Regions from separate parts of the Homo sapiens genome. Here region 1 is linked to region 2. The links are chromatin loops, found by intact Hi-C in ENCODE. Cell type or tissue: CD14-positive monocyte. All regions are shown on one strand. Links, peaks and the distances in the headings refer to the core of each region. The heading gives the core; the rest is flanking DNA.

Evidence for each region. Peaks named below come from ENCODE experiments on the same cell type or tissue, not always from the same donor. Only the 100,000 strongest peaks of a DNase experiment are listed, where the experiment ranks them.
Region 1: it touches region 2 in a loop (2.0-fold over the local background); 4 of 110 quality-filtered maps call a loop at or near these places.

What each region holds. Positions count from the first base shown.
Region 1 is chr18:59,875,810-59,891,944 of GRCh38, forward strand. No RefSeq gene overlaps it. Among named protein-coding and RNA genes, the nearest start is that of PMAIP1, 16 kb to the right of the region's middle. RefSeq lists enhancers at 125-384, 6,639-6,688, 10,070-10,299. In CD14-positive monocyte, for the core only: no CTCF peak of the experiment used is centred there; DNase peaks (open chromatin) are centred at 10,082 and 10,802; H3K4me3 peaks cover 1,310 bases; H3K27ac peaks cover 1,464 bases.
Region 2 is chr18:59,931,816-59,947,950 of GRCh38, forward strand. It overlaps LOC105372151 (a long non-coding RNA gene), which reads left to right. Exons shown (of 3, transcript XR_935546.3): 2 at 6,102-6,189. Among named protein-coding and RNA genes, the nearest start is that of PMAIP1, 40 kb to the left of the region's middle. In CD14-positive monocyte, for the core only: no CTCF peak of the experiment used is centred there; a DNase peak (open chromatin) is centred at 9,726.

The sequences.
Region 1 (16,135 bases), core at 8,780-11,279, 56 kb before region 2:
CCGGGCAAGAACATGTTCATCTTGTAACTGAAAGTGTGTACTCTTTGGCTGTCTTCTCCCTATTTCTCTCACCATCCCCCTTGGCCCCTGGCAACCATCATTCTACTCTCTGCTTCTGTGAGTTGATTTTTTAAGATTCCACACAGAAGTGAGATCACACAGCTTGTGTCTTTCTGTGTGTCTTATTTCACTGAGCATAAGGTCCTCCAGGTTGAACCTTGTTTATTTGAATCTCAACTCTGCCCTGCTTTTGCTAGCAATTTAGCCAAGGGCAGTTTTCATATCTTGTAAAATCGAAACAATTCTTACTTTACAGGGTGGCGGTGAAAGTTAAATAAGACACTGTATGAAATGTGTGCCCCTGAAATTACAGTCTAATCCATTTACATTATCCTAGTTATCCAGGAGCCTGTAGGTATAAAAAGCAAAAACAGGAGACATATTTGGTGAATAACAATGTTGAACTGAAACTTGTGACTTAAAAACAAATCCTCAGCTGAAAATAGCACCTAGGAGAGATTACCCTGCACTGGAAAGTGACATCAGAAACCATAGCCACAAACAATTTTCTCAAGATATGGAACTGATAGAAATCTCACAAAAGACAGCCTCAAAAAAGGGGTGTCTTTTATGCTAGCCGTCACTCTTTACCCTTAACTGGTCAGAATTTTGTGCTCTAGTCCCAAAGTTATTTTCAGATAGTCTGCACCTCCACGTTTATTCAAACAGTATTCCCAAGAGCCAAGATATGAAATCATTGATTCCAATAAGAGATGAATGGATAAAGAAAATGTGGTACATATACACCTCGGAATACTATTAAGCCATAAAAAAGAATGAAATCCTGTCATTTGCAGCAACATGGATGGAACTGGAGGACATTATGTTAAGGGAAATAAACCTGGAACAGAAAGTTAAACACAACATGTTCTTACTCTTGTGGCAAAGCTAAAAATAGTTAATCTCATAGAAGTAAAAAGTAAAACAGGCTGGGCACGGTGGCTCACGCCTGTAATCCCAGCACTTTGGGAGGCCGAGGCAGGTGGGTTGCCTGAGGTCAGGAGTTCAAGACCAGCCTGGCCAACATGGTGAAACCCGGTCTCTACTAAAAATACAAAAAACTAGGGGCGCTTGGTGGTGGGCACCTGTAATTCCAGCTACTAGGGAGGCTGAGGCAGAAGAATCGCTTGAACCTGGGAGGCAGAGGTTGCAGTGAGCCCACATCTGGCCATTGCACTCCAGCCTGGGCAACAAGAGTGAAACTCTGTCTCAAAAAAAAAAAAAAAAAAAAAAAGGTTACAAAATTACAACTAGATAGAAGGAATGAATTCTGGTATTCTATACCACTGTAGCATTACCAGAGCTAACGATAATATATAGTTTCAAATAGCCAAAAGGAGGATATTGAATGTTCCCAACAGAATAAATAATAAATGTTTGAGATAATGGACATTGCTAGTTGACTCCGGTCAGATCACAATATATTTATCAAAATATCACTATGGACCCCATAAATATGTATAATTATTATTTATCCATCAAATTAATAGTTAACATATTATATATATAGGTTAAGACATTGCAGTAGAAAAAAAAGACTGTAATAAGATAAATTATAGGAAGAACATATTTAATTTTATTGACTTGTCCTAAGGTAAAGTTAATGCTTTTGGGGGGGCAGGAGTTTTTCCTTCCTCTTTTACATAGATGGATATCCAAGGAACTAAAAATAGATGACTTCCCCTTTTTTACTAGATCTTGCCCAATTAAGAAACCATTCCATTACACAAGCATTCCTTGGCTCCCCAGATGTTGTTTTTCTGTTTGTAGTTTTCAATGATGTTGGTTAGAAATATATTGATTTGTTTAAAATGATTTCTGGGCTTCTGAGAAAGCAGACATATTTCCTTTTTATAACTATTTTCATTTGCCCTGTGCATGCCTCCGTGTGTGTGTGTGTGTGTGTGTGTGTGTGTGTGTGTCTATCAGTAATATCAGTAAAACAATCTTGGACATTGTGACCAAATTACCATGGAAAGCCATAGCTCTATCCCTAAATCTAATTAGACACCTTTTATCACTGAGTGTTACATAGTCCTGAGATTGGATGTTTATGAAAAGTATATTCAAGCCTGGGCACGGTGGCTCATGCCTATAATCTCAGCACTTGGGATGTGGAGGCGGGTGGATCACTTGAGGTCAGGATTTCAAGACTAGCCTGGCCAATACGGTAAAACCTCATCTCTACTAAAAATACAAAAATTAGCTGGGCATGGTGGCATACACCTGTAATCCCAGCTACTTGGGTGACGCAGGAGACTCACTTGAAGCTGGGAGGCGGAGGTTGCAATGAGCCGACATCGCGCGATTGCACTCCAGCCTGGGCAACAGAGCCAGACTCTGTCTCAAAAATTTAAAAAAAAAAAAAAAAAGCATATTCAGGTGAGATGAAAAATCCATTTACATGTCTTAAGAACAAAAGAAATGCAAAATCAAGAGATCATTCAGGTAAGAATTGCAGAGCCCCACAGGTAGAAGAGCATGAAGTGAGAGGTCACAATAGGCTATAGACCCACAAATTATGAAGTCCCTGTTACAGACTATAAATAAGGCTCAGGATGCTCTGTCACCATGCCTGATGAGAGTCCAACGAGCATACCAATCCCAAAAATTACATGGAAAGATAAACCCCAGATTTAGATAGTCTGAAAAGATAGTTTCCTTTGTATTATATTTTTCTACCAGAAGAATGTGTATTAGGTATACAAATGTTTAAGAGAATAAAATCTTTAGGATTAATATACTGTGAGGAGAGTGTACCATATCTGGTATTCTATGTATGTTTAAGTAGAATGTGTAAGAAATTTGGACCTATATGTTATTATATGTAGTTAGTGTTTATGAAAGTTGGGCCTAATTTTAAATTACAGTTATTAAGGCAGCTCCTCCTTACTCCACTTTGGCTCAGCAGACTCCAAAGCCCTTATTCCCCACCTCCACACACTCTTCAAATATGAAAGTGATCTACACAGTGAGTCAGATCAGAACAGTTCAAGATCTAGTCAAAGGGACACCATTTAAGCCTGCACTGCATGACCATACAAGAGTGGTTGTTTGAACCAGGGGGCTCACACCTGTAATCCCAACACTTTGGGAGGCAAAGACAGGAGGATCGCTTGAGCTCAGAAGTTCAAGACCAGTCTGGGAAACAGAGCAAGACCCCACCTCCACAAAAAATATTTTAAAAAGTAGCTGAGTATGATGCCACATGCCTGTAGTTCATCCTAGCTACATGGGAGGCTGAGGCAGGAGGATGGTTTGAGCCTGAGAGGTTGAGGCTACAGTCAGTCGTGATGATGCCACTGCACTCCAGCCTGGGCCACTGAGCTAGACCCTTTGTTCAAAACAAAACAAAACAAAACAAAACAAAACAAAACAAAACAAAACAAAATGGTGGTCACTCAAAAGGTATCTTACTTCCACTGATGCCCATACTTAACATGGGCCAGCTCTGGGCACCCCTCCCACCCCCAAATGCCCAATTAATCAGCAGTGCTATTCACAGAGTAATATTAAGCATCCTGTTTGTTAATTTACTTACTTTACAATAGCACTTAGAACATTTAACATTTATCAAAACTTTCTACCTCTGTGGATTTTGTTAGGACTGAGAGCAAATCATGCTTTCCACTCACTTTCTTAAATAAAAATGATAAAAGCCGGGCTTGGTGGCTCACGCCTGTAATCCCAGCACTTTGGGAGACTGAGGCGGGCAGATCATGAGGTCAGGAGATCGAGACCATCCTGGCTAACACGGTGAAACCCCGTCTCTACTAAAAATACAAAAAAATTAGCCGGGACTTGTGGCGAGTGCCTGTAGTCCCAGCTACTCAGGCAGCTGAGGCAGAAGAATGGCATGAACCCGGGAGGCGGAGGTTGCAGTGAGCCGAGATCGTGCCACTGCACTCCAGCCTGAGTGACAGAGTGAGACTCTGTCTCAAAAAAAAAAAAAAAAGATAAAAATAAGACAAAACCTAAATCTTCCTTTAACAAATAAGCTCAAACAATACAATAAGAAAAGGATGAGAAAATAAAAGTTTTACACTATCCCAACAGTTATCAGAGGTTTTGTTTTGTTTTGCTTTTGTTTTGTTTTTGAGACAGGGTCTTGCTCTGTCACTCAGGCTGGAGTGGAGTGGCGTGCTCTGGGCTCACTGCAATCTCCACCTCCTGGTCTCAAGCAATCCTCCCATCCCTGCCTCCTGAGTAGCTGAGATTTCAAGTGCATTCCACCACGCTGGGCTAATTTTGGTATTTTTTTGTAGACACCAGGTCTCACCATGTTGCCTAGGCTGGTCTGGAATGCCTGGGCTCAAGCAATCTGCCCACCTTTGCCTCCCAAAGTGCTGGGATTACAGGTGTGAGCCACCATGCCTGCCAAGGTTTTTTTTTTTTTAAACTGCTCTTGCATTTTCTTGTTTCCAATTGCTCTGTAAATGCTCTGACCTCAGTATGTTATGAACACAACAATGCCACCTCAATTCTCTTAGATTGCATGACACTAGTTTAAAAGTTAATGGTGAGGTACTGGGCCCGGTGGCCCATGCCTATAATTCCAGTACTTTGGGAGGCTGAGGTGGGAGGATCACTTGGGGCCAGGAGTTTGAGACCAGCCTGGACAACATAGTGAGATCCCGTTTCTACAAATAAATTTTTAAAGATTAGTTGGGCCTTGTGGTGCACGCTTGTAGTCCAGCCTGGACAAAATAGTGAGATTCCATTTCTACAAATAAATTTTTAAAGATTAGTTGGGCCTTGTGGTGCACACTTGTAGTCCCAGCTACTTGGGAGGCTGAGGCAGGAGGACCCCTTGAGCCCAGAAGTTCAAGGTTGCAATGAGCTGTTATCCACCACTGCACGCCAGCCTGGCTGAGAGTGAGATCCTGTCTCAACAAAAGTAAAATTTAAATAAAAAAATAAAATGAGAATTAACAGTGAGGGAGGCTAGAGGGGCTTCTTGAACTTTAAGGTGAATATGAATCCCATGAAAATCTTGTTAAAATGCAGATTCTGACTCAGCCAGCCTGGATCAGGGCCTGAGATTCTGCATTTTAATTCAGCTCCTAGAAGATGCAGATGTCCTTACACCCCTTCTCATACTGAGTGGCAAGGATGGTAGCAGTGAGTTAGACCAAGCCAGAACTAGAGTTTAATTTTGCTCTGGAGGCAAAAATGCACAGGGCAAGATCTCACAAGAAAAGTAAAGGCATTCTGTATGTGGGATTTTCCTTTCCTAAAAACCATTCTGGGGTGGGGGTGTGTGCAAGTTTTTCCCAAGTCACACAACACTGATGAATCTGCTATATTTGAACTACCCCCTTTTCTTAGATCTCTGTCATTCAGCGTATTAATGGTGATTCCACTGCAGATTGCCTGGATCCCTTGAAATTTGGGTAAAATAAAGAGGCTCTGGCTGGGTGTGGTGGCTCACGCTTGTAATCCCAGCACTTTGGGAGGCCGAGGAAGGTAGATTACCTGAGCTCAGGGGTTCGAGACCAGCCTGGCCAACACAGTGAAACCCCTTCTCTACTAATAATACAAAAATTAGCCAGGCATGCTCCTGTAATCCCAGCTACTCAGGAGGCTGAGGCAGGAGAATTGCTTGAACCTGGGAGGCGGAGGTTGCAGTGAGCTGAGATGACACCATTGCACTCCAGCCTGGGTGACAGAGTGCGACCTCATCTAAAAAAAAGGGGGGGTTATCTTCCCAAGGTGGAATCCAGTGAAGTTTGGCCTAGTAGTTGTTTATTTAAATAAACTCTTCTGGTAATAAACCTTCAGGGCAGGGAATTTTGAGGCTAAGATGAAAGAAAGCCCTGGCTGAAGAAACAATGACCAAAGCCACTCAATTGTCACTTCAGTGCTGGTGAGTGTGGATGCAGGTGCCCAGTAAGGCCAGACAGCAACATCCCTCAGGGTGAGTTATGACCCAGGCATCAAAGGAGGCCACCTCAACGCCCAGCTGCCAGGAGGAACATGATAGTCAAAGGAAAAAACAAGGGTGGGGCCCGTGTGAAGAGGCAAAATATATTCTCACTTTCATCAGGAGCTAGGATCGGCTGGGTGGATTACCCAGCCCTTGGCTAGAGTTCTGGAGGATTCAGATTAGAGATGCTGGATCAAAACAACGGAAGAAAAGGCTGTACAGAGCCATTCTGTAAACACAGGCCAAATTTTACTATTTGCTGCTCTACCTAATGTTGTGATTACTACTGAGTGCTTCCTCTCTTTGTTTGTTCTTCTGAGCCAACCTTTGTCCTCTCTGCCTAGACACTCATTTTCCTGGTAGGACACTCTGAGTTCCGGAAAGACGACAAGATGAATAACTAAGGCTCAGGGAGAGATAAATACTGCCCCGTCTGCAAAACCACAATGCCTGGCAACCACCTAGAGCCCCACACTTGGAAACAGAAAGAAATCCTGGGGTTTCTAGAAACCAAACCCACTGGGACCATACAACTTCAGACAAAGCTGTGGCCTCACTTGAGCATAGCTTACAACTCTCTAACGTTGATCACAGCAGAAGCCCCATGGCCATATGTACTGTAGCAGTTGGGGAGGGCGTGAGGTGGAAAAAAAAAAGTTTAAAAAAAAAGTTTCCATTCTTTTGAAGCCTGAGTTGAAATAAGGAGAGGGGAAGAAGCTGAGAAAAGCAGGAACTAATCGGGCAGCTGACTCACAGGGGCAGAATCTCAGGTTCATTTGCTCTCAGCAGAAAATTATCTCTCTCCAGTCAGTTCCACTGTTTTCACTCATCGAGCTGATAGCCTAAAAATAGAGATTAATGTGGAACATTATCTTTTAAAAATGCACCTCCCTCTGGGAATGGTAATAAGCCATCAGCCATTCACACATTGTTGTGAATTAGTTTAATTTAGTGAGTGGGAATTAGAATGGAGGAAATTTAGAAAGTAAGTAATCAGCCTTTATTTAACACATGAGGAAATCATGGTCCAGAGATGGGAGCTTCTGGGCTTGAGCTCGCACAGAAGGTAAACAGCAAACAGAGTTAAACAGCAACTACTACTCTCCCGGGTCTCCTGTGAGATCTGCCGACTCACATTCTCCTGGCACTCATTATGACATTTATTTATTTATTTATTTATTTATTTATTTATTTATTTGAGACCGAGTCTCACTCTGTCACCCAAGCTGGAGTGCAGTGGCGCGATCTCAGCTCACTGCACCCTCTGCCTCCCAAGTTCAAGCGATTCTCATGCCTCAGCCTCCTGAGTAGCTGGGATTACAGGCGTGAGCCACCGCGCCTGGCCATGACTGACGTTTAAAATAGTCATCTGCTGAGCATCCCTAGCATGCCAAGTGCAGGAGTAAGAGCTGGAGACACAATAGATGTGGCTGTCACCTCATGGAGCTTATAGTCCAGCTGGGAGACTGGTAAGTGAATACAGGATCAAGGACCACTCCCCAGTAAATGAAGCAACTCTGACCTCTGCTAGGTTATGAAGAAAGAAAACAAGACATAGAGATCAAGAAGGAGAATGATTTCAGATTAGGTGGCAGAAGAGGCCTCAGGGCATTTCAGCTGGGATCTGGAGGATGCAAAGGTGCTAACCTCGACAGGAGGGTGTGAATACATGTAAAAGTTTGAGGAAAGAAAGCTGCATGTCGTCCAGTAACTGACAAAAGTTCGCGGTGCTTTACATTGGACTTTCAAGATCTGGCTTCAAACCCTGGCTCCATAACCTACCAGCTCTGTGGCCTATGTATCTCCTGAGCTCGGGGATTTTGAGGTCATAAGAGATAGTGGTTAGAGATATTGTCTTCATCTAATGGCCTTTGAGATTAGAATTCATCCATTTACATTTCACTTGACTTCTGTTTTGGATACTTATTGCTAAGTTTCCTATGCTATACAGTGACATTTTTCAGTTCTGAGGAATATAAAAATGTCTTTTACTCTCACACTGACTTTCCAAACTCTAATACTTCGACATTGCTAACTCTGTGACTTCATTTTAAGATCTTGACACGGTTCCAATTATATATTATATCTTTATTTCATTGTAGTGTTGCTTGATAGTACTGAAAAAGATACTAATACACTTGACTCTGATTTTAATATCACCCTTTGCTCTGTATTTTAATTTCTGCTGCCACTAACAAATGGTAGCCTCTGTGAATTTCTGAAACTGCCCCTTAGAGACGGAATGAAATGGATACCATTTGGAGATCACTGGAAAAGCTCAAAGCAAAATTTATTTTATTGTTCTGTTGTTTTATTGTGAGTCCCATTAGATGGTTCCTGCCCCATCCAATCTTTCTTATTTATTTATTTAAACCTTCGGTTGATGTGTAACATACAGAAAACAGTGTCATAAATTTTCACAAATTGAAGACACATATGCAAACAGCAGTGACCCAGTTAAGAGATGGAATGTTATCAACACTCCAGAAGCCCTTCTTTGACCCCTTAAGTTACAAAACCTTGTAAGGGGGACCACTATTATGACTTCTAATGTCTTACAGTAGTTTTGCCTGCCTTTGAACCTTTTATAAATGAACCCACAAAGTATGTACTCTTCTGTGTCTGACTTCTTTCACTCCACATGTTTGTCATATTCATTCACATTCTTGCCCATAGTTACAGATCACTTATTGTAGTTGCTATACAGTATTTCACTGTGGGAAAATACTACAATTTATGCATTTTATAGTGGTTGGGCGTTTAGACAGGGTTCCAGCTTGGGGCCACTACAATTAGGGCTGCTATGAATATTCTTGGACATGCCTTTTGGTGAACATGTACGTACATTTCTATTTATAACTGAGAAGGAAATAACTTGGACCACATAAATTTGAATTTTATTTGCATATTCTTTGAGCAATTAACACAAACATATGCTTTAAAATATTCAAAAGTTACAGAAGAGTGTACAATAGAAAATAGTTGTCCCTTCTACTCCTGCCCACCAACCACTCCATTCTCCTTCTGAGAAGCTTACTGTTATCCATTTCTCATGAAAACAACAACAAAAACAACAACAAAAATATATATATATATGTAGCACTGGGCACAGTGGCTCACACCTGTGGCACTTTGAGAGGCTGGGGCGGGCAGATCACTTGAGCTGAGGAGCTCGAGACCAGCCTGGCCAACATTACGAGACCCAGTCTCTACTAAAAATGCAAAAATCAGCCAGGTGTGGTGGCACATGACTGTAGTCCCAGCTACTTGGGAGGCAGAGGCACGAGAATCACTTGAATCCAGTCAGCGGAGGTTGCAGTGAGCCGTGATCGCACCACTGAACTCCAGCCTAGGCAACAGAGCGAGACTCTGTCTCAATAAATAAATAAATAAATAAATAAATAAATAAAAAATAGCTTTTTTTCTTTTTGTTTTTGGAACTATCACATTTTATCGGTTGCAATCACATCTTTATAAACACATCCTAATTGATTGAACTGCGGTCCTAATAATACTAATAAACCATGTGTGACATAGTTTACAACATACTTTTATCTACTCTCGCTATTTAATCTTCCCCCCCAAACTGAGGAGGTAAGCACAGAGTTAAGACAACCATTTAACAGATGGGATAACTAAGCCCCAGGGAAGTCGATCCTTTGCCTAAGAACATGTTGGGTTTCCAATGGCAGAATTAGGAGTAAATCCAGATTTCTGGCTAAAACTAAGTAACTAGTTTTAGTTACTTCCTGCATTAAGGAATCAGAGTTAATATCTGACAGCAACAATGTCAAAACTGACAGTGCCTGGTACGTAGAGCTGCTGTGTCTCTTGGGAGCCAAAGCCGCCCAGGGAATCTGTGCTGGACCCAAGCCTCCTTTAGCCCAAAGCTCCAGAGCTCCAATAGGGCAGAGTTCCTGGGACCCTGAAAGGAGAGGGGGAAACTCTCATGGCTCCCGACGAAAGTTGGAGATCCCATGCTCCTCTCCTGCCAGAAAGTCACTGAATCAGATAAATGTGGGTATGTGGTTTTTGCCTTTTCCCCAAAAGACAGCTTTAAAAGAATTACCTACTGATGATGACCGAGCTAACTCATCTCCACTCCCCAGCCTGTTTGTGCACTTGAGGTCTCATATTCAGAAAGTGATTCATTTCCTCTTTTTTAGTTTCCTTTCTCTCTTTTTTTTTTTCTTCTCTGAAACAAAAATGCTTTTGTTTATAATCAAAGAATTCTGGTTGCAATTTGGCCTGTCATGTTTCCACCCAAGCACTGTGGCTTGCAAGGTTTCCCAGGAACGGCTTCTGTGTTTGAAATGAAGAATATGCCATTTTAAAATTTATTCCAGGGACTTTTAGGGTGGAACTGCCCCACTTACTTGCCCTATTCCCCTCATTTTAGGAATGGTCTTTTGACTTTTTTCATAGTGTTATTTTACTTGTTATATGTAAAATGTTTATTTGGAAACAGAATGTTTGTTCCCTGGTGCTACAAAGAAATAGCACTTGAACATAAATTTAATTTTCTTACTAAGGCCATTTTTACTTTCTGCAGAAAGAGTGCCCGTCACAGATGGAACAATGGCGACAGCACATCCAAACAAAGGAGGGAAGCAATTTTTATTCCTTAAGTAGTTTGTCCCTGCTACTGTGTCCTGTCTCCATTGGCTGGAGTCAGACAGCACAGTCTAAACTAAAACCCGATTGACTAACAGTTTGAAACTTTTTTAAATAGGTAAAAGTAATGGAAAGACAAAGGAAAAGAGGAAGTTGCTTATGCCAAATAGGGAAGGGGCATAGGCTGCGAGCTGGAAGGTGCCTGTGAGCATGTCCAGCACAAATATCTTGGTTAAGGTACAAGGACATAGAATGTACTACGTGCCTGTGAGCATAACAGCTACATAGGAGTGGACCTAACAAAGAGTTATTAGCATAAAGTGAGGAGGCTTGAAGGAAGTTAGTCTTTAAAAGAAATTATTATTTTTATCATTTATGATTTATTTTTTAACAAGAAGGGAAACTTTGAAGAGGAAACTTTTTACTTTCTACATTACTGATCCAAACTTTCATATTCCTAGGAAGTCAAATGTGTCCTTGGGATTTAGTCTTCACAGTAGGCTTTCAAAATCCAGTCCAATCCTAAAATGATGAAAATACTCACCTATGATTTATTTAAGCATGTTTTAACATGTTTGATATTTATATTTAAATGTGAAATTTTGGAATTTGTTTTGATGCAGATAATGAGGTAGGAAACTGACATTAATTATTTTTTCTGAATGTATAATCAATTGTCTCAAAACCACTTATGGAGGCCAGGCGCAGTGGCTCCCGCCTGTAATCCCAGCACTTTGGGAGGCTGAGACGGGAGGATCATCTGAGGTCAGGAGTTTGAGACCGGCCTGGCCAACATGGTGAAACCCCATATCTACTATAAATATATAAATTAGCCGCGCGTGGTGGTGGGTGCCTGTAATTCCAGCTACTCAGAAGGCTGAGGTAGGAGAATTGCTTGAACCCAGGAGATGGAGGTTGCAGTGAGCAGACATTGCACCACTGCACTCCAGCCCGGGCCACAGAGCAAGACCGTGTCTCAAAAAAACAAAAACAAAAACAAAACCCACTTATGGAATAATCAGTTCATTTTGTCTTCACTGAATTGAAATGCCACCTCCATCATATACATCATTCCCACATTTTGAGGTCTGTATCTTTAGCTCTCTGCTCTGCGGAACTATTTAATACTGTGTTTATATTTGCTTTGTAATATTTTAACGGGTAGGGGTGGTTGTCTGTGGGCTTTTTACATTCCTAAAAAAGTCTTCATGGCATTCTAATTGGACTTGCATTGTGTTCATAGAATAATTGGGCAGAGGAATGTCTTCTCATTCAGAAATCCTTCTTCCATTATGTCCTTCAGGACACAACCAGGATTCTTGATTTAGGTTTTGCATACGCCTTAGTAAGCATATTGATAATTTTCATTTTTTTCAGAGATGGGTTCTTGCTCTGTTGCCCAGGCTGTAGTGTAGTGGTACCATCATAGCTCACTGCAACTTCAAACTCCTGGACTCAAGCCATCCTCTTGCCTCAGCCTCCTAAGTAGGTGGGACTACAGCTGTGAGCCACCACACCGAGCCTATACATATATATATTTTTGTTACTAATTGAATGGTGCTTTTTTAAAACATTGATTTTTCTAACCGATTATGACTGAACTATAGCCTGTTATTGCTGGACTAAAACAGACTATAAGAAGGCTGTTTTATTTTTCTTTTCTTTTTTAGAGATGGGATTTCACTATGTTGCCCAGGCTGGTCTCGAACTCCTGGGCTCAACTGGTCCTCCTCCATTACTCTCCCAAGTAGCTAGGATTACAGGCACAAGCCACTGAGCTCAGAGTCCAAGTCTGTTTAAAAAACTAATGTGGTATCGGCCAGGAGCGGTGGCTCACGCCTGTAATCCCAGCACTTTGGGAAGCCGAGGTGGGCGGATCACGAGGTCAGGAAATCGAGACCATCCTGGCTAACATGATGAAACCCCGTATCTACTAAAGATACAAAAGAACTTAGCCAGACGTGGTGGCGGGCGCCTGCAGTCCCAGCTACTTGGGAGGCTGAGGCAGGAGAATGGCGTGAACCCGGGAGGCGGAGTTTGCAGTGAGCCGAGATCGTGCCACTGCACTCCAGCATGGGCGACAGAGCGAGACTCCGTCTCAAAAACAAACAAACAAAAAAAGCTAATGTGATATCTAGCCTGATTGAAATCTCATGATTTCTAAAGTCTTTCTCATTTTTCAACTCTCCTGACAGGTGTACCAGGGTGGTGGGGCTGCTAGCTATGTTCCTTAGGCCACCTCTCTTTCTCATTCTCCCTTTCTTCTCTCTCTTACTCACTTCTCATCTGTCCCCTTCTCCATTTCGATGGTTTGGGGCATGTCCTCTTGGGCACTGGCCCCTCCCCCACCCTATCTGGGCATAAGAACAAACTGTCACTCACTTTTTCCCTTTTGCTGTGGCAATTGGATTTGATGCTAGGGCAACTGGAGAACTCTGACAACATTTAAACAGAGAAGAGACTCTGTCTTTTAAAAATAAAAATCTGGTTTGGGCCTGGTGGCTCACACCTGTGATCCCAGCACTTTGGGAGACTGAGATGGTAGGATTGCTTGAAGCCAGGAGTTTGAGACCAGCTAAGGCAACATAGCAAGATCCCACCTCTACAAGAAATAAAAGGTTAGCTGGGTGTTGTGGCACATGCTTGTAGTCCCAGCTACTCTGGAGGCGTAGGTGGGGAGGATCACGTGCGCCTAGGAGTTCGAGGCTGCAGTGAGCTATGATGGTACCACTGCTTCCATCCTCGGAACAGAGTGAGACCCTGTCGCAAATAAATAAATAAATAAATAAACAAAAATAATCAAAAACAAATTAAAGACAAAAATTGATCACTTTGAAGCCATGGAGAGAAGAGTTTTAAGAAGGGACCTGGGAACATTTGAATTAAAGAAAAGTACTCTGGCTGCAGCGAGAATAGATGGAAAAAGGGGCAGGTTTGGAAGCGGGAAGGCCAAAAAGGAGGCACCTGCAGTGGTTCAGGCCAGAGGAAGTGATGTCCTAGACTGTGGAAAGAAATGAACACAGCCCAGGGATATTCAAGATGACTTCGCCCTGATTGGCTGTGGGGTGAAAAAGAGGGAGGGGCGGAGAGGGAGACCTGGGCCTCCGGCTGGAACAACTGGAGGGATGTTGAAGATGGTCCTGGGTGTGGAAACCACGAACCTACCTGGAGGATGAAGGAGGAAGGTGCTCAGTGCGTTTCAGAAAGAAGGCCGGGGAGGTTGGATCAGATGTCCTGATCTCCCAGTGCCTTCGCAAGGTCTGCAGTTGCTCTGTTTTTATTTTTTAATTTCATTTCATTATTATTTTTTGAGACAGGTTCTTGCTCTATCACCCAGGCTCTGAAACCCCATCTCTACCAAATATACAAAAAGTAGCCGGGCATGGTGGCTCACGCCTATAGTCCCAACTACTCGGGAGGCCGAAGTGGGAGAATGGTTTGAGCCTGGGAAGCAGAGGTTGTAGTGAGCCGAGATGGAGCCATTCACTCCAGCTTGGGCAACAGAGCCATACCCCATCACAGAAAGACAGACAGATATAGATAGACAGATAGATAGATAGATAGATAGATAGATAGATAGATAGATAGATAGGATGCAGCCTCCCTTAGCTTCCAATCTATCTGCTGCAGTGAAATTATACCTCTTACTAAAGGCAGCAATCACTGATTATCTACACAGCTGGGTAATAATTCTGCATGTTAGTAGTAACACTCAAAGCTTCTGCAGACTCAAAGCATCTTCCAATTATCTGTTCCCTTCTCAACACATGTATCTTGTCTTGTTCCTGCTGGCTCTTGTAAATCATGACTATCTTTTCCCTATTCCACGGGGCAAATGCTATGGGGCAATTGTATTCGTGTGTGTATGTATTATTACTGTTTTCATTCTTTTTGCCTAAGGCTATTTATCCAGGAGGCCTAGGATTCTTTTGCCTCCTGAGGATAATAAACAGGACTTTTTATTTTTCCTTTCCCTACATAATTTATTTAAATTGTAAAACAGGCCGGTGTGGAGGCTCACGCCTGCAATCCCAGAACTTTGGGAGGCCGAGGTGGTTGGATCACTTGAGGCTAAGAGTTCGAGACCAGCCTGGCCAACATGGTGAAACCCTGTCTCTACTAAAAATACAAAAATTAGTCAGGTGTAGCGGTGCACGCCTGTAGTCCCAGCTACTCGGGAGGCTGAGACATGAGAATGGCTTGAACCAGGAGGTGGAGGTTGCAGTGAGCCGAGATCACGCCACTGTACTCTAGCCTGGGTGACAGAGCAAGACTTCGTCGCCAAAAAGAAAAAAACAAAAAAACAAAAAAACTGTAAACCATAACACTAAACCAGAAAAGCACATAAAGTATAAATGTGCAGATTGGTAATTCATTTTACATTATTTGTTACTATTAATAAATCATTATAAATTTTTTCACTTAACTGTTTTGTAAAAATATTTCCATGTCACATAATTTCACCCAAAAATTATAATCTATTTTCTATTATCTGCTGCTAATTCAGAGGTACTGTCTTTAACTAGACTGTGAGCCACTTGAGGTCAGGTATCATTTCTTAAGTGCCTTTTCATTCTCTCCATTAGTGTCTCTATGTAACCCGAGAAGCTTTTTAAAGTGAAAATACCAAGTCTGAGGAAAGGTCTGTATTTTAAATAACCTCATCAATTAGTTCTGAGGTTGTACAGGAGCTACTCTTAGACAACCATTGCTTTCTACTCTCCCCTAAGAATAAATTACATAACTAGTAGTTCTTCAGTAACTACCTAAAAATCATTTTATTATCACCAGACATTAACGGTTCTGATAAATACAGCACTTACTAAGTCTCTTCAATTAAATCTTCTAAACTAATTGGATTTATTTCTTTGCTAAAAGTCAATAATTAAGCTAATTTAAATACTCAGGCAGTACTGACAAACTCCCTTCATTTCCAGGGGTAGCTTCTGAAACATACCTCTTCCTGCTTCTCTTCTGAAATCTTTGCAGAAAAAGAACAAAAGCACAAACATGCTCAATAGCCATCATCTACAATAATCCAGAAGGCCGGGGAAAAGTTAATAACATGAGAGAATAAAATGAAGAAGAGAGACTTTGGGTGCTGAATGTACTGAATTATCCAAAGAGAAAAGTAGAAGAGGCAATGAAAAGCAAGACAGAGCCAGCCTGAGGGGGTCAACTTTTAGTACTTTTTTCTCTCCCTCAGAAGCATAAATACAACTAAGTTGTATCTAGATTTCAAAAGGAATTAAACTGAAATTAATCTGCAAGTAACAAAGAGAAAGGAGGAAGGGCGGGATGTGGTGGCTCACGCGTATAATCCCAGCACTTTAGGAGGCTAAGTGGGGAGGACTGCTTGAGCCTAGGAGTTCAAGACCAGCCTGGGCAACACGGCAAGAACCCTGTCCCTACAAAAAAAATTTTTTTTGGCCGGGGACAGTGGCTCATGCCTGTAATCTCGGCTCTTTGGGAGGCCGAGGCGGGCGGACTGCCTGAGGTCAGGAGTTTGAGACCAGCCTGTCCAACATGGCAAAA
Region 2 (16,135 bases), core at 8,638-11,137:
TGAGTGTGTGTCTGCTTGGGGTGTTTGCGTTGCTGCCTAAGCCTCCTTACAGCCTATTTTTCTACTTGTTGAGAGAATAATATTAAAAGAAAAGTGGGGGAGTGGAAGGAGAGCCTTAGTTAGAGCGTTTCCATTTCAGGCCTTCTGGGGGATTGGACTGTGGGGGGAATGCTCTCTCTTGTCCCCCTGAAGGCCCACAGGAACGGGGCCCTGTGGCTGTCCACCGAGCACCAGGACAGACTATGGCTGAGCAAACTTGGGTTATGGATGGGAAATGGGGCCCAGGGGCCCTCAGGACACAGGAACTGGCTCAAGATACCACTCAGTCTGGTCAGGACCCCAGCCTTCTTTTGTTCTTGATCTCTGCGTGATAGAGAAGCTTAGAACATGGAATTTTGAGCCCCAAAATGTGGGAGTCTCTGGAAAACCCAGTCCTGCCTTTCTGTCCAGTGCTCTTATTTCCAATATTATGAAGTATGTATTTCAAATATTCATGTTTCTGTTATTTCATGTTTTCAAGCTTGGAATTATTCTGGTTTTCTGTCCTGCATGCTTTAAACATGTGATTTTACAAAGGCAGTTTAGCACAGTGAATATCTCTGCCCCACGCTCCATACGGTCCTGTTTTCCCTAACATACGTTCCAGGTAGCACAGACGTGTTATTTTGCCCGACTAGTTACATACATGCTGTCTTGCTTTGCTGCTCAGTCACTTCCCTCTGAGGCCAACTTACATAGGATTCCACATGAAGCCAGATGCCAGAGAAACCGAGTGGTGACCACAAGTCTGTTTTTATCGCCAGTCCTAGGGGACTTGTTGACATGAGAGTGTCTGTTCCCACCTGGAAGGATGTGTGTTTATCTGTCATCTCTGGATAGATGCAACGTATGACAACACTAGTGTCCATGGTTTAAAATGTCGCTTTGAAGATTTTCCATCCTGTGTAATAAGAACGGCTTTGTTCAGATTATAATCGTTATTAAAGCTGTATGTACGCTTTACTTAAAAACTATGAACAGCTTTTCATGTTGCACTTGTGGTAATTTTGGACTTGGAATTACCGGGAGGGAATTACAGGAACCAGACTTTTGCAGCTGAAATGCTCTTGAAGCAGACGTCTTCCTGTGCCCCATGGCTGCTTCTGGATGAACCGAGGGAGATGTGGACTGAAGCTTGGGCACCCGTGTGTGTCCCCTCCCCAGTCCCCATCCCCAGTGGGGCCAGCCTCATTAGGCAGCCATAGTTGAGCCTGGAAATTCACGGTCATTAGTGATTTGATCCTGGTATGAAATGCATGCTGGGGATAAGGTGAGCTCAGATATTTCATTTCCTTGGCCACAACTCCCATAGATGCCAACATTTTGATAGCCTCAGTTTCTCAATGACATTCTTTGTTTACAGTGCTACACTTAGTAATTCCAAGTGAAGAAGTGCGTCGTGAGTTAGAAGAAACTTCTGTTCAGTTTTGAGTAACATTCTACTTGCATGTATACTTTTTTTTTTTTTTTTTTGAGACGGAGTCTCACTCTGTCGCCCAGGCTGGAGTGCAGTGGCACGATGATCTCGGCTCACTCCAAGCCCCGCCTCCCAGGTTCACGCCACTCTCCTGCCTCAGCCTCCCGAGTAGCTGGGACTACAGGCGTCTGCCACCACGCCCAGCTAATTTTTTGTATTTTCAGTAGAGACGGGGTTTCACCGTGTTAGCCAGGATGGTCTTGATCTCCTGACCTCGTGATCTGCCTGCCTCAGCCTCCCAAAGTACTGGGATTATAGGCGTGAGCCACTGCACCTGGCCTCTATGTGTACTTTTAAATAATGATCCATACCTTGAAGAAGTTGGCTGTTGACATTACTTACATGCTAATCCGATTGTTCTTTTTGCTCTGTTCTTTTCATTCCTTGAGTCAACTTCAGGGTCTTGGATATTAAAGAGAAGAGGGAGAACTGTGGTTAATATCTTGGATCATAATTTGTGAACAAGGCCAGACTTTGCCCATTTTAGGCCATCCAGGACTCAGTGTAGCCACCTGGATCATAAGAAGATTCTCAATTGAGATAAAATGACCCAAGTTTATTTTCCACATCAAGTTTTGATCCTGTGGAATATTTCTTTTTCCTTCCCTAGTGTATGTAGATACAAGCCATGGAATGCAGTTCCACTTTCTCCCCGGAACTGATCTATTTGTGATTGCTTTCTGTCTCTACTATTCTCTTGTGCCTACGGAACTGATTTTTTTCCCTACATATGCAAATTGTACGTTTGTAAGCGAAAATGTCAATATATTGAAGTGTTAACCTTAAAGAAAAAAAAGAGAATAAATACCAAAATTAAATAGATTTATTCTGGAATGCAAGAATTGTTCAACATTTAAAAACTATAAATAATAATCAATTAGAGTAACAAAAGAGAAAACTTGCAAGATTATATTAATAAATATTTAAAAGCATGTGATAATTCAGTATTCATTTCAGAGAAAAAAGCTACCTAAATATGATGAGATTTGCCAAAACCCAAAAGCAAACATCATACCAACTATTGAAGAACAAAAAAAGTTAACTGAATTAAAATGAGTAACAAGGCAGATATACTTCTTATCTCAACTTATTTATTACCCCTACATTGTTTTGGAGGCTCTAGGTAATGCAATAGAAGATGAGATGATTTGCATAAATATTGAAAAAGGAAAGCACAATACTAGAATTAATAAGTGAATTCGGCAAGTCATTTGGACTTTCTGTTATTTGTCCTTTGCTGTTATTTTTTGAATGATATGACATTGTAAGTAAATGTAAGTTTTATGTTTTTACATTAACAGATTTAAAAATCTTTTCCTTTAAATTTAGGATTTTGCATCTCTGCTTAGAAATGACTTCCTCATGCTTAGAAATGACTTCCCAGGATTTCTTCTAGTAGTTGTATGATTTTATGTTTAAACTTTCAATTCATCAGGAAGCTCCTTTTGGCTTATGAGGGGAAATTGGGCTTAAGATTTAGTTATCTTCAAAGTATTTTATTTATTACACAATGCACTTTCTCCCATTGATTTGAAATGCCAACATGGCACAAATTTCATTTTAGAATGCAGCTGGGTCTGTTTCTGGACTCTGTACCTCTGTTTTCTTCTTTTGCAGTTCCAAGATATTTTAATTATCATAGCTGCATTTTATGATTTACTACCTGGAAGAGTGAGTTTCTAGGGAGAAATTATCAGCATTTTAAATAGTGAAGAGAAGGTACTAGCAGGGAGGTTAGTGATGTTACACAAGGGTGTATTTATTTACTTGTTTTTAGAGATGGGGTTGTGCTTCGTTGGCCAGGTGGTCTTGAACTCTTGGCCTCAAGCAGTCCTCCTGCCTCGACTTCCCAAAGTGCTGGATTACAGGCAGGAACCACCATACCTGGCCAGAAGGTTGTATTTAGATTACAGATCCCTGAAGAGGTGGGGTGGGGGATAAGTGAGGTGCAGGGGGTTGAGAGGGTAGTGGGGAATGGTTTCCTCACAGGGCCAGGTTGGGGTGTTAGCCTTGACCAGGAGAAAGGGTACTCTGACAATGTGAAGAGACAGAGAGAGGGAAAGCTGGCATTAGCAAGCTCACAGCCCTTCCAGGAGAAAGACCCTTCATCCTGCTCCTAATGCTGGTCTTAGGTAGACATATTTTGTGACTGTGAGTCCCTGTCCATCCCAACTATCCCCAATTAAATCAGGAAGGCCCTGTTACCGGAAAGTGGTCCCCATCCAGACCCCAAGAGAGGGTTCTTGGATCTCGCACGAGAAAGAATTCAGGGTGAGTCCATAGAGTAAAGTGAAAGCAAGTTTATCAAGAAAGTAGAGGAATAAAAGAACGGCTACTCAGTAGACAAAACAGCCCCGAGGCTGCTGGTTGCCCATTTTTATGATTATTTCTTGGTTATATGCTAAACAAAATGTGGATTATTCATGCCTTCCCTTTTTAGACAATATAGGGTAACTTCCTGACGTTGCCATGGCATTTGTAAACTGTCATGGCGCTGGTGGTGGTGTGGCAGTGAGGACGACCAGAGGTCACTCTTGTCACCGTCTTGGTTTTGGTGGGTTTTAGCCAGCTCCTTTACTGCAAGCTGTTTTATCAGCAAGGTCTTTATGACCTGTATCTTGTGCTGACCTTCTAGCTCATCCTGTGACTTAGAATGCCCGACCATCTGGGAATGCAGCCCAGTAGGTCTCAGCCTCATTTTTACCCAGCCCCTATTTAAGATGGAATTGCTTTGGTTCAAATGCCTCTGACAACCAGAGCATGGCAGCCATTCCAGAACAAGCAGACTGTGAAGTGACGTGACATGAAGAGCTCTTTTCCAAACATGAGGAAGAGAATTCAGTCAGAATCTCTAGTGTATTGATTTGCTGGAACACTCATTGTCAAGTTCTAGATTTTCTTTATGTAGAAAACACAGACTCACAGTGTGAACAAAGCACATTTTAATGCTTCCCCACTTCCTCCCCAGACCCAGAGGGAGTGAAGGAGAGCAGTGTTCCTCTCCAGAGTGGGTCAAGGATTGAAATTTCTTACCACTGGGTTCAGGAGCTGGCTGTCACCAGGGATTGCAGGTCCTAGAAGATGCTGGGTCTTACCTGATTGAATCAGAGAGAAAGTCCAGTAGCTTGGTCTCAGCGGGGCCTCAGCCCCAAGAGACGGAATGGATGTCCTTTTCCTCTAGACTGCCGGGGGCAGCAAATTCCATATGTATGTTTTGCTAAATTTTTCTTCCTGAGAGTTTGCCTTCATGCGAATCTTCCTGAAGAGCATTTTCCCTGGGTCTAACCCCCTGCATATGAAAGCAAATGGTAGGCCGGGCGTGGTGGCTCAAGCCTGTAATCCCTGCACTTCAGGAGGCCAAAGTGGGTGGATCACCTGAGGTCAGGTGTTTGAGACCAGCCTGGCCAATGTGGCGAAACCCCATCTCTACTAAAAACATAACAATTAGCTGGGTTTGGTGGCGGGCGCCTGTAAACTCAGCTACTCTGGAGGCTGAGGCAGAAGAATGGCTTGAACCTGGGAAGCCAGCCTGGGCAAAAGGTGAGACTCTGTTTCCAAAAAAGAAAAAGAGAAAAAGAAAAAGAAAAGAAAGCAAACGGTAGCAGTGGGTGGGAGTGTTGAGAAAGTGAATGATGGACTGATGGGCTCTTTTGCAAACCAGAGTTTTCAGTTGAAGGAGGAAATAATCATGTTGTTTATTTGTTTCTCACCTGTCAGCTAATCAAGTGATTTGTTTCATTGACAGATGAACTAAGAAAGTTCTTATTTCTAGTGGTAAAGCATTCACAATAATTTAATCTTATCAGTAAAACTGAGAAGTTGTTCGGAGAATTGAATATCATTTCTATGCCCAAATTCCCTTCCCATTTCTATTTATTTATGTGAACAAGTTTTTCACAGTTTTATATATATTATATATTATATATATATATATATAATATATATATGAAAATAGGAATAAAATCCATGCCAACTTAGTCTCAGGCTGTCATCTACAGATACATTAAAAATTGCAAAAGCCCTCTAAACTATTAAACAAATAGCACCATTCACCTTTCAGGAGCTTCATTCTCAATGTATTTCCTTTATATTTTATATTTACTTTCTGTTTAATGACTTAAAATATGTAATATTTAGGTACTTTGATCAACTGTTCACTGAAAACAATGGTAAAGATAATTTAATCCAGAAAAATTTTAAATACAGAGCTTTAAGATCGAAGTAAATAATTTTTTAAAATTTCAATGTGTACACCTATTTTTGTTACAGAAACATAAGGAAGTTCAATAAAAGACTTTTAGACAGAAAAACACATTCCATTAGGATATAATTCTGTAGAAAACGTGGAAGGGCAGAGGTCCGGAGCCCGGGTCTGTGAACTGCCTTTGCCCCCAGGCCCTCAGACCTTGCCCTCCGTGCTGAGATTTAGAGGCTGGAGGCCCTAATGACTGCTGATCTCATATCAGGTGAGAGCTCATCTCCTTGATGATAACAGGCATCATTAAGCCCTAATTAGTCAGGCCACAGGAAGCTGGTATCTATTATTTAAAGGAAAGCAAAACACATTTTCCTTCTTCTTTGGTAGAACAGGAAGCAAGGCCACATGCTGAGCAGGAGGAGCCAGCACAGGGTGGAGTAGTGAAGGGCCACTCTGCCGCAGCCGCGTCTCAATGGTGAGCCTATATGTATTTCCCACTGGGCACAGCGGAGCGTCAGGGATTGAGTGGGGGTGTGTGTGTGTGTGTGTGTGTGTGTGTGTGTGTGTGTGTGTGTGTGTTTTGCTTATTTGCTTCACAAAGTCATTCTGGACCTCAGTTGAGAGAGAGAGGCTCTGATTCTTTAACTGGTGGCCCCGGGCCCTAGCACCCACTCTGCAGATGGGGAAAGAGAGGAACATTTGTGAGAGGTTTGGATAAGCCTGGTCCAGAGAAGAGGCACATCATTTAAATTTTTTTTTTTTTTTGAGATAGTCTCACTCTGTTGCCCAGGTTGGAGTGCAATGGTGCGATCTTGGCTCGCTGCAGCTTCTGCCTCCCTGGTTCAAACGATCCTCTCACATTAGCCCGGCAACTAGCTGGGACTGCAGGCACATGCCACTGTACCTGGCTATTTTTTTTTTTTTTTGTATTTTTTGTAGAGACAGAGTTTCACCATGTTGCCTAGACTGGTCTCAAACTCTTGGGCTCAAGCGATCCACCTGCCCTGGCCTCCTAAGGGCTGGGATTACAGGTACGAACCACCATGCCTGGCCTTTTTTTTTTTTTTTTTTTTTTACTTTAAAGGTTTTAGATATTTCCAACAATAAGGAGCTTGAAGGGGCACATCACTTCTGCTCACACTCCATGACTTGAACTTGGTAGTTTGTGGCTTTCCTGGGGGTCCTGGAAGAAGGAGATGCTGGTTGGCTCCTCAGCTAGCTGTCTCTGCTCTACGGGGGTAGAAGGTTTGAAGACAGCTGAGAAGGTTGGAAATAGCCACTGCAGCACGGGGAGAACAGCTGACCAGGAAACACAAGCCTGGTGGGCAGCATTAATGGCCTAGCTGCAGTCTGTGGGGTGGTGGGCTTTCTTCCAGCAGCCTCCAACTATGCCCCTACGAATGTCAACAGGAGAAGAGTTGGTTAGATCGAGCTTGTGGTTTCAAGGGAGAGACATGTCAGGGGGACAAGGAGGCAAGGGAATTGAAGATCTTGGCAGGAAAGAATCTGAGGAGCTACCATGTCTATGGTGGATAAGAAGAGAGTGGTCATGGCAGATGGGCGAAAAAGAAAGGGCTCACGTACCTACAGGTCTTGATGAAACTGAAGAAGAGATGGAGTGGATGGAAGAGAATGAGAACTGGGAGGCAGGAGATCATATTCCAAGAGGAGTGTGTTTGAATTTAAGGTTTTGGAGTTAGGACCATCCTGGATATAGCTGAGATGCTGAGTGTGGCCAAGAGAGGAAGGAGTGGGGTGGAGTGAAGGTAATTTTTTTCCTCTTACTTCTTTGTTTCCCAGACACCACCCAATTGGGTGCTGGGTCTCAATACATGCTTATTATTTTAGCCTTAAATTATTTGAATCAGAAGCAGTAAAAAATAATGACTAAGTAGATTTGGCATGTAGGATATTAAAAAATTTTTTTTTTGGTGGTATGGCTTTGTATAACAGAAAAAATATGTTAAAACAGAAAGCCTTTTTCAGGCTTTTAACCCTTTTCCATATATACGGCATTGTATTTTATGTAAGTAAAAAAGTAAAACATACTGTCACAAGCAGGTGTGGTGTCAGTTTCCCAAGATGTAAAATTAAACTCTGTCTTGGGAGTGGATGGAAATGAAACCCCGCCTACTTCAACCTGTGCATTACACTGTATGTGCCATAATCCACATGGTTTAATGTGAATGGTTAGCAAATGAAAAATAAGAACAACAGTTTTAATGCCTGACATCTCACATCATTAGATAATATTAGTAGGGTCCTGTTACCAAAATGAGAGCTTTAGAGGGGCTAATTAGAAATACCACTAATGATTTAAACACTAAAGATTAAGAAGTAGTTTTGTATTTTCGTCAAATCTAGTCAAGTTTTTCCTTTATCCTATAAAGTCTTATCAGGTGTTAGCGAGGGAGTCTTTCCAGGTAGAAAGAGCTGATGTAATTATTTTGGCTCATCTAGGCAAGAAAGCCTGCCTACCCAAGAGGTAAAAACGTCTGTATCTCTCAGATATAAGGATCGGTGATATCCATAAAGAGATTGCCCCTAGAAGATTCTATCTATACACAGGTCACTGCTCTTTCTCACTATATTCAAGCACAGCTTTAAAATCAATTGCAAAAAAATATTTCTTTATGTTGACTTCAAATCGTCATTTGGGCAATAAATAGAATCCAAGAAATTGACCTTCCATTGGGTGTGTTACGTTGCCACTTCCTTATTCCTTCTCTACATACAATTGCTAGTCCTCAGTGAGAAGTTGGAGCCTACTGATTCAAAACTTCCTCTCCATGAACTTCAGTGAGATGAGAAATTAGAGGTTTGGATGTGACTTAGAATATTTCCTCTTATTTTCAGGACTGAAACATCTTTTATTTTTATTTTTATTTATTATTTTTTTTAGAGTTTCTCTCTTGTTGCCCAGGTTGGAGTACAGTGGTGCGATCTCGGCTCACCACAACGTCTGCCTCCCAGGTTCAAGCGATTCTCCTGCCTTGGCCTCCCAAGTAGCTGGGATTACAGGCACCTGTCACCACACCCAGCTAATTTTTGTATTTTTAGTAGAGACAGGGTTTCTCCATGTTGGTCAGGCTGGTCTCGAACTCCCAAACTTGGGTGATCTGCTAGCCTCGGCCTCCCAAAGTGCTGGGATTACAGGCGTGAGCCACTGTGTCTTGCTCTGTTGCCCAAGCTGGAGTGCAGTGGCACAATCATAGCTGACTGCAGCCTTGACCTCGGGGGCTCAAGCAATCCTCTCACCTTAGCCTCCCAAGTGCTGGGACTACAGGTGCTCACCACCATGCCCCCCTAATTTTTGTATTTTTTGTAGAGACAGGTTTTTGCCATAGAAACTCTGTATTTGTACTGTACTTGTATCAGGACTCTAAACAGAATATACATGTTTAGAAATTGTTGCCCAAGCTGGTTTTGAACTCCTGGGCTCAAGTGATCCTCCTGCCTTGGCCTCCCGAAATGTTGGGATTATAGGTGTGAGCCACTTTGCCCAGCTCAATAAATTTTTTTGTCTTCAAGCCTCAGTCTAAAACTCAGGCTACTACAACAGGTATCTCAAATGACAGTTTTTCTTCTCATATCAGCCCCATTGTCAGTTCAGTCTCTGAAGATGAAATGTCTTGAGATCACTGCTCTCCATACATAAAAGCAGTAATAGTAGACTTCTTCAAACTTGTATTTTAACCACGTGGCTCTACTTTTTACCTTAAATTAATGATGACTATCACCTGTTTTCCATAGTCGTATTTGTTAACTGAAGCTACTAAGTATTGTAAGTTTGTCTAAGACAGGATGATAGGGTACATAGGAAAAAATTAAATCTATTTTATAACTATAAAGGGAGGCATAAAACTAGAGCATGTTCCTGAAGCAAGTCATGTTTCAAAAAGATGGTCAGGGATGCAGCATTTTTTTTAAACTAGGAACTATCTTTTTTTTTTTTTTTTAAAGATTAACAAAGAAAAAAAACAGGAAGTAAAGAACAACAACAATTGGCATTGCTGTACCCAGCGCAGGAGAAGTTGTCTGATGTGTAGATATAATTTCAGTCATTTGAGATTAAAAGGGTCCAGGTGTGGTGGCTCGTTTCTGTAATCCCACCACTTCGGGAGGCCGAGGTGGGCAGATCACTTAAGGGCAGGAGTTTGAGACCAGCCTGGCCAATGTGGTGAAACCCTGTCTCTACTAAAAATACAAAAATTAGAGGGGCGTGGTGGCAGGCGCCTGTAGTCCCAGCTACTCAGGAGGCCAAGGCAGGAGAATCACTTGAACCCGGGAGGCGGAGGTTGCAGTGAGCTGAGATCGCACCACTGCACTCCAGCCTGGGCAAAAGCGTGCGACTCCATTACACACACACACACACACACACACACACACAGAAACTTTAAAAGGATAATTTGGAGTACTTGTATTTGTACTCTTAACACAGTATATATGTTTAAAAATTGTGGATTCTCAGATGATATTTGATTAGTAAAAACATATTTTTGTCATTGGTGAATGTACTGGGTTGGATAGGGCCTCCCCAAGTTCACGTCTCCCTGGAACCTCAGAACATGACCTTATTTGGAAATAAGGGTCTTTGCATGTGTGATCAAGTTAAGATGAGATCATACTGTATTAGGTTGCACCCTAAATCCAATGACTGGTGTTTTATTTTTTATTTTTAATTTATTTTTTGGACACAGGGTCTCACTCTGTCACCCAGGCTGGAGTGCAGTGGCGCAATCTCAGCTCACTGAAGCCTTGACCTCCCAGACTCAGGTGATCCTCACACTTCAGCCTCCTGAGTAGCCAGGACTACAGGTGTGTGCCACTGTGTCTGGATGATTTTTAAATTGTACGTAGAGACGGGGTCTCCCCATGTTGTCCAGGCTGGGATTGGTGTTTTTTAAAAGCTGTACAAAGACGCAGAGACACACAGGGAGAATACTGCGTGACAATGGAGGTGGAAATTGGAGTGAAGAGTCTAGAACCAGGAAATGCCGGCAGCCACCAAGAGCTAGAGGAGGCAAAAGGGGCTTCTTCCCAAGCGCCTTCAGCAAGGACATGGTCCTTCTATACCTCAATTTCAGACTTCTGGCCTCCAGAATTGTGAGATAACAAATTTTTGTTGGTACAGGCAAGTTTGTGGTACTTTGTGGTAGCAGCCTAGGGAACCAACATACTTAGGTGGGGTAAAAAATATGGAGGTAGAGGGTTGTGATAGCTGACATTTTTTCTAAATGTTATGATGGACAGTCTGTGGTATAGCCTGAATGAACCAGATGCTTCCTGCTGGAAGAGTGACATTCGCAGGTTCTTTGGTTCAGAGTTTACTAAAACGTAGTCAATAGACTTCCCTTCAGATGGAGAAATGATTTTCTATTTTATATATAAACGGGTTTGGTATGCTTCATGGTATCTTTAACTTCACTAAATAAAACGCTGCACAGAAACATCCTACACTGCAGTCCCTGAAGATATTACTTTTCTTTTTCTTTTTTTAGATGGAGTTTCGCTCTTGTTGCCCAGGCTGGAGTGCAATGGCACGATCTCGGCTCACCGCAACCTCCGCCTCCCGGGTTCAAGTGATTCTCCTGCCTCAGCCTCCCGAGTAGCTGGGATTACAGGCATGTGCCATCATGCCCGGCTAATTTTGTATTTTTAGTAGAGACGGGGTTTCTCCATGTTGGTCAGGCTGGTCTCGAACTCCCTTCCTCGGGTGATCCGCCCGCCTCGACCTCCCAAAGTGCTGGGATTACAGGCATGAGCCACTGAGGCCGGCCAATTTACTTTTCATAATTTGTTTTTGCATTTTTCTTCATCTCCAAGGCCAGCCTCATAGATGTGTAATATTTAATTTTACTTTTAGCTAATAGTTACAAATATCACATTTCTTTGTCATTGAATACTTTTGAAATTATTCCGATGCTTATTTATCGAACTTTATGAGGCTAAGAACCTTTGTGATTTTTTTTGGGGGAGCATAGACAATATTTTATATGCTGATAGCTATTACCAAAGCATAGGGGTTACTTAAATGAACAAGCGATGATCTATCACAAGAGAAATGGAAACAGACATTTAATACATCATTTTGCTAATGGTTCTTCCCTATACACTCATCAGCCCCCATTCATTTTTTGCTCTAATAAATGGACTATATTGTTTTATAAATTTTCTTTTGAGTGTTAATATAAGAAGGAAGTTATTGCAGCCCTCTTTACACAGAGACCTAACGGAATAAAGGACTTGACCAACATCACAGTTTTCCTATCAGTGGGTAGGTTTTCTAGCTGGATTAATGCCAGCTCTTCCTCCTTTTTTTTTTTTTTTTTGAGACAGGGTCTCACTCTTTCACCCAGGCTGGAGTGCAAATGGTACAATCTTGGCTCACTGCAACGTCTGCCTCCCAGGTTCAAGTGATTCTCCTGCCTCAGCCTCCTGAGTAGCTGGGACTACAGGTGTGTGCCACCATGCCTGGCTAATTTTTGTATGTTTTTGTAGAGACAGGGTTTTACCATGTTGGCCAGGCTGGCCTTAAACCTCTGATCTCAAGTGATCTGCCTGCCCGCCTTGGCCTCCCAAAGTGTTGGGATTACAGGCGTGAGCCACCACACCTGACCCTTCCTCCTGTTCTTAGCTCAAATCTCATCCAAAGGAAATTGGCACTCTCCATTTCCTTTTATATTAAGAATGAGTTTCATGTTCATAAGTATATACTCTGAAATAGTAAACCAATATTCTCTTTGAAATGGGTCCCCTTGATGTCAACACAGGGATATAAGGTAGAATGGCAAGACAAGGCCCTGTACTTAAACTGCTCTGCAGCCAAAATGGAAACTAAAGACCATTGGTTTGGTCAGGCCATTAACCTACATAATCATAAAAGCAGAGATCCTTGTCCATTGGTGATATCTACCCTAAAGCACAGTGAAATTTAGTCTAACACCTAATTTAATGTTTTGATTTTCCTATTCTGTAGTCTGATCTTGTAGACATTGAATTGGTGCTGTTTTACCCTGGTGAACACAAGATTTGAAAAAGCCTCTGAAAGGCGAGGGAATTACATAAACTATGCTGCATAGTTAGATGGTCTGAAACTTTGCTCTGCCTATGAAGTAAACACCTTCATAGGTTGTCACGTTCTTGGACATGCAAATAGCTTCTGTGGAGATACATTAAATATACATTTCCAAACTTATCGGCCAGCTAACATAGGAAATATGTTAGATTTAAACACCAGGATTTTAGAATTTGTGTACTTTCTTTAATGGCGGCTCCAACTGGTTGTCAATCCAGAGAAAAAAAGAGAGCTGAGTTTTGGAAGCTACTCCTGTGTGGTATCTTTATTCTTTTATTTTATTTTGAGACAGTCTTGCTCTGTTGCCAAGGCTGGAGTACAGTGGCGTGATCTTGGCTCACTGCAACCTTCGCCTCTGGGGTTCAAGCTATTCTCCTGGCTCAGCCTCCCAAGTAGCTGGGATTACAGGTGTGTGTTATTATGCCTGGCTAATTTTTGTACTTTTAGTAGAGTCAGGGTTTTGCCATGTTGGCCAGGCTGGTATTGAACTCCTGAGCTCAAGTAATACACCCACCTTGGCCTCCCAAAGTGCTGGGATTATAGGTGTGAGCCACGGCGCCTGGCCTGGGGTTAGGTATCTTTAAATACTGGGCAATTTACTAGTGATTTTCTTGGAAAGCAGATGGCCTCTTTGGTCACCAATTCTGTAGGGTCTGTGAAAGAGGATACGGTGAGTAGTTAAAATATAAGCATAAAGAAAAAAGTAAGACAAACAGCAGGGGACAGACTTCTGGGTTATAGAACACCACCCAACATTTCACTGTCTTAGCTTCATGTTTTCTCTACAAAGTATCTCATTACATCTGTTTGGGAAGTTTTCTTCCCTAACCTCCATAGAAAACAAATTATTTTGTTAGAACTGGAGGGTGGTATCTGTGATTTCAAGATGGTTCTTCGCCATTTTAATCTCTCTTTATCTCAGGTTAGACTTTTGTTTGCAATTGTGATTTTCAAAGAAAAGGTCCTTGTCAAATGTTTCAAGTAGAACACAGCAACACACATTTATTTGCACCCCAACTTGTCAACAAAGCGTGGGGACAGGCATGAAGGAGAGATGCCATTGCCTGCCAGTGTTTAACTTCATTGCTGCCCAACTCAGAACTCATCTGACTAAAAACACTTCTTAACCCCAATGTTTTTCTGTCATTTTAGGATTTCACTGTGGCACAAAATGTTCCTGCGGTCCAAAATTGAGAAGGGAATTGAAACAAGGGAAATTTTACTGTTATGAAATATAATAAATAGTGCTTGCTTTACTGTATGATTTTTATGCTTCCTAATTATATGGACTCTATACAGTTTGTATAGTCACAATGACAAGAATTATTTTATCTTCCCTTTCTTTGGCCCAGCTTTTTGGGCCACTCTGTGACTAGCAATGAGCATTAAGTGGTTAGTAAGGAAGCAGGTGCCCAGATATTGGCTCCAGTTTTCACAGTATCCACCAGTGACTGTGGACAATTTGGGTAAGTCATTCTCCACAAAGAACATGGTTTATTTGTATTTTTATGGATTTGAGCTATGTAGTTAATAAGGCTATGGTAGCTCTTTGATGTTCTGTGCTGAATTTTCATAGTTCATTCTTTGTTTTTTTGAGACAGAGTTTTGCTCTTGTTGCCCAGGCTGGAATGCAATGGGACGATCTTGGCTCATTGCAGCCTCCGCCTACCAGGTTCAAGTGATTCTCCTGCCTCAGCCTCCCAAATAGCTGGGATTATAGGCATGCGCCACCACACCCAGCTAATTTTGTATTTTTAGTAGAGACGGGGTTTCGCCATGTTGGCCAGGCTGGTCTCAAACTCCTGACCTCAGGTGATCCACTCGCCTCAGCCTCCCAAAGTGCTGGGATTACAGGCATGAGCCACTGCACCTGGCCTCGTAGTTCATTCTTAAAATCTATAACCATTAGCATTAAAACATAAATAATTGAAATTTAAGCATAAAATATTTAATGAGTAAAAAAATGGCCCAGAAGAGAATTAAAAATCAATAGCTATTCATAAGGGTAGGTTTTCATATAGCTTGTATTAGGTAGCATTGTATTGTGTGAGTGTGTGTGTGTGTGTGTGTGTGTGTTGGGAGGAGTGCATTAATTTGTGAGGGTTCCCATCTCCCATAACAAAAGACTTCAGACTGGGTGGCTTAAACAACAATTTTTTCCTCACAATTCTGGAGGCTAGATGTCTGAGATCAAGGTGTCGGCAGGGTTGGTGTCTTCTGAGGCCTCTCTCCTTGGCTTGTAGGTGGCCGCCTTCTCACTACACTTGGTCTTTTCTCTGTACCTATCTGTGTCCAAGTCTCTTTTTATAAGGACAACAGTCATATTGGATTGGAGTTCATTCTAATGACCTCATTTTAATTCTATTGCCTCTTTAAAACCTTATCTCCAAATAGACAGTCATATTCTAAGGTATTGGGGGATAGGACTTCGACATGTGAATGTTTTTTTTTGGTTGGGGGGATACAATTTAGCCCATAACAGTGGGTATATGGCTTTAACAGCTTTCTTGAGGTTTATCTTATGAACTATACATTTAGCCCATGTTAAGGTTGACCAGTCTTAGTAATTTTATGCAGCCCTGCGACTGTCACCGCAGTCCCATTTTTTTTTTTTTGATGGAGTCTCGCTCTGTCGCCCAGGCTGGAGTGCAGTGGTGCAATCTCGGCTCACTGCAACTTCTGCCTCCCAGGTTCAAGCGATTCTCCTGCCTCAGCCTCCCAAGTAGCTGGGACTACAGGCATGTGCCACCATGCCCAGCTAATTTTTTGTATTTCAGTAGAGATGGGGTTTCACCGTGTTAGCCAGGATGTTCTTGATCTCCTAACCTCATGATCTGCCTGCCTCAGCCTCCCAAAGTGCTGGGATTCCAGGCGTGAGCCACTGTGCCACACCGCAGCCCCATTTTAGAACTACATGACGTTCTAAGTCTCAAGGAGCACGATGATGTAATGGGAGTACTGGATGACAACCCAGTTGTTACATTCTGAAATTACTTAATAAAATTTATGTTTCAAGAATTGGTTAAAATGATTGCCTATTGGTCTGTAAATCTTCCTAATCAGTTATACTGACGTTGATATATTTTGCACTTAGCATCCTGCCTATTTTTTTTTTTTTTTGGCCATGGTTTTTCTTATAAGGATGAAAGAGGAGGCCCCAAATAAGCTGCCTAGAAGGGAAAAAGTGTTATAAGTTTTCATATGGAAGATTTCATCTGATTTTGATAGAATGGAAAGGGCACTGACCAGGCACAGAGGCTCACACCTGTTAATTCCAGCACTTTGGGAGGTTGAGGCAGGAGGATTGCTTGAGGCCAGGAGTTTGAGACCAGATGGGCAACAT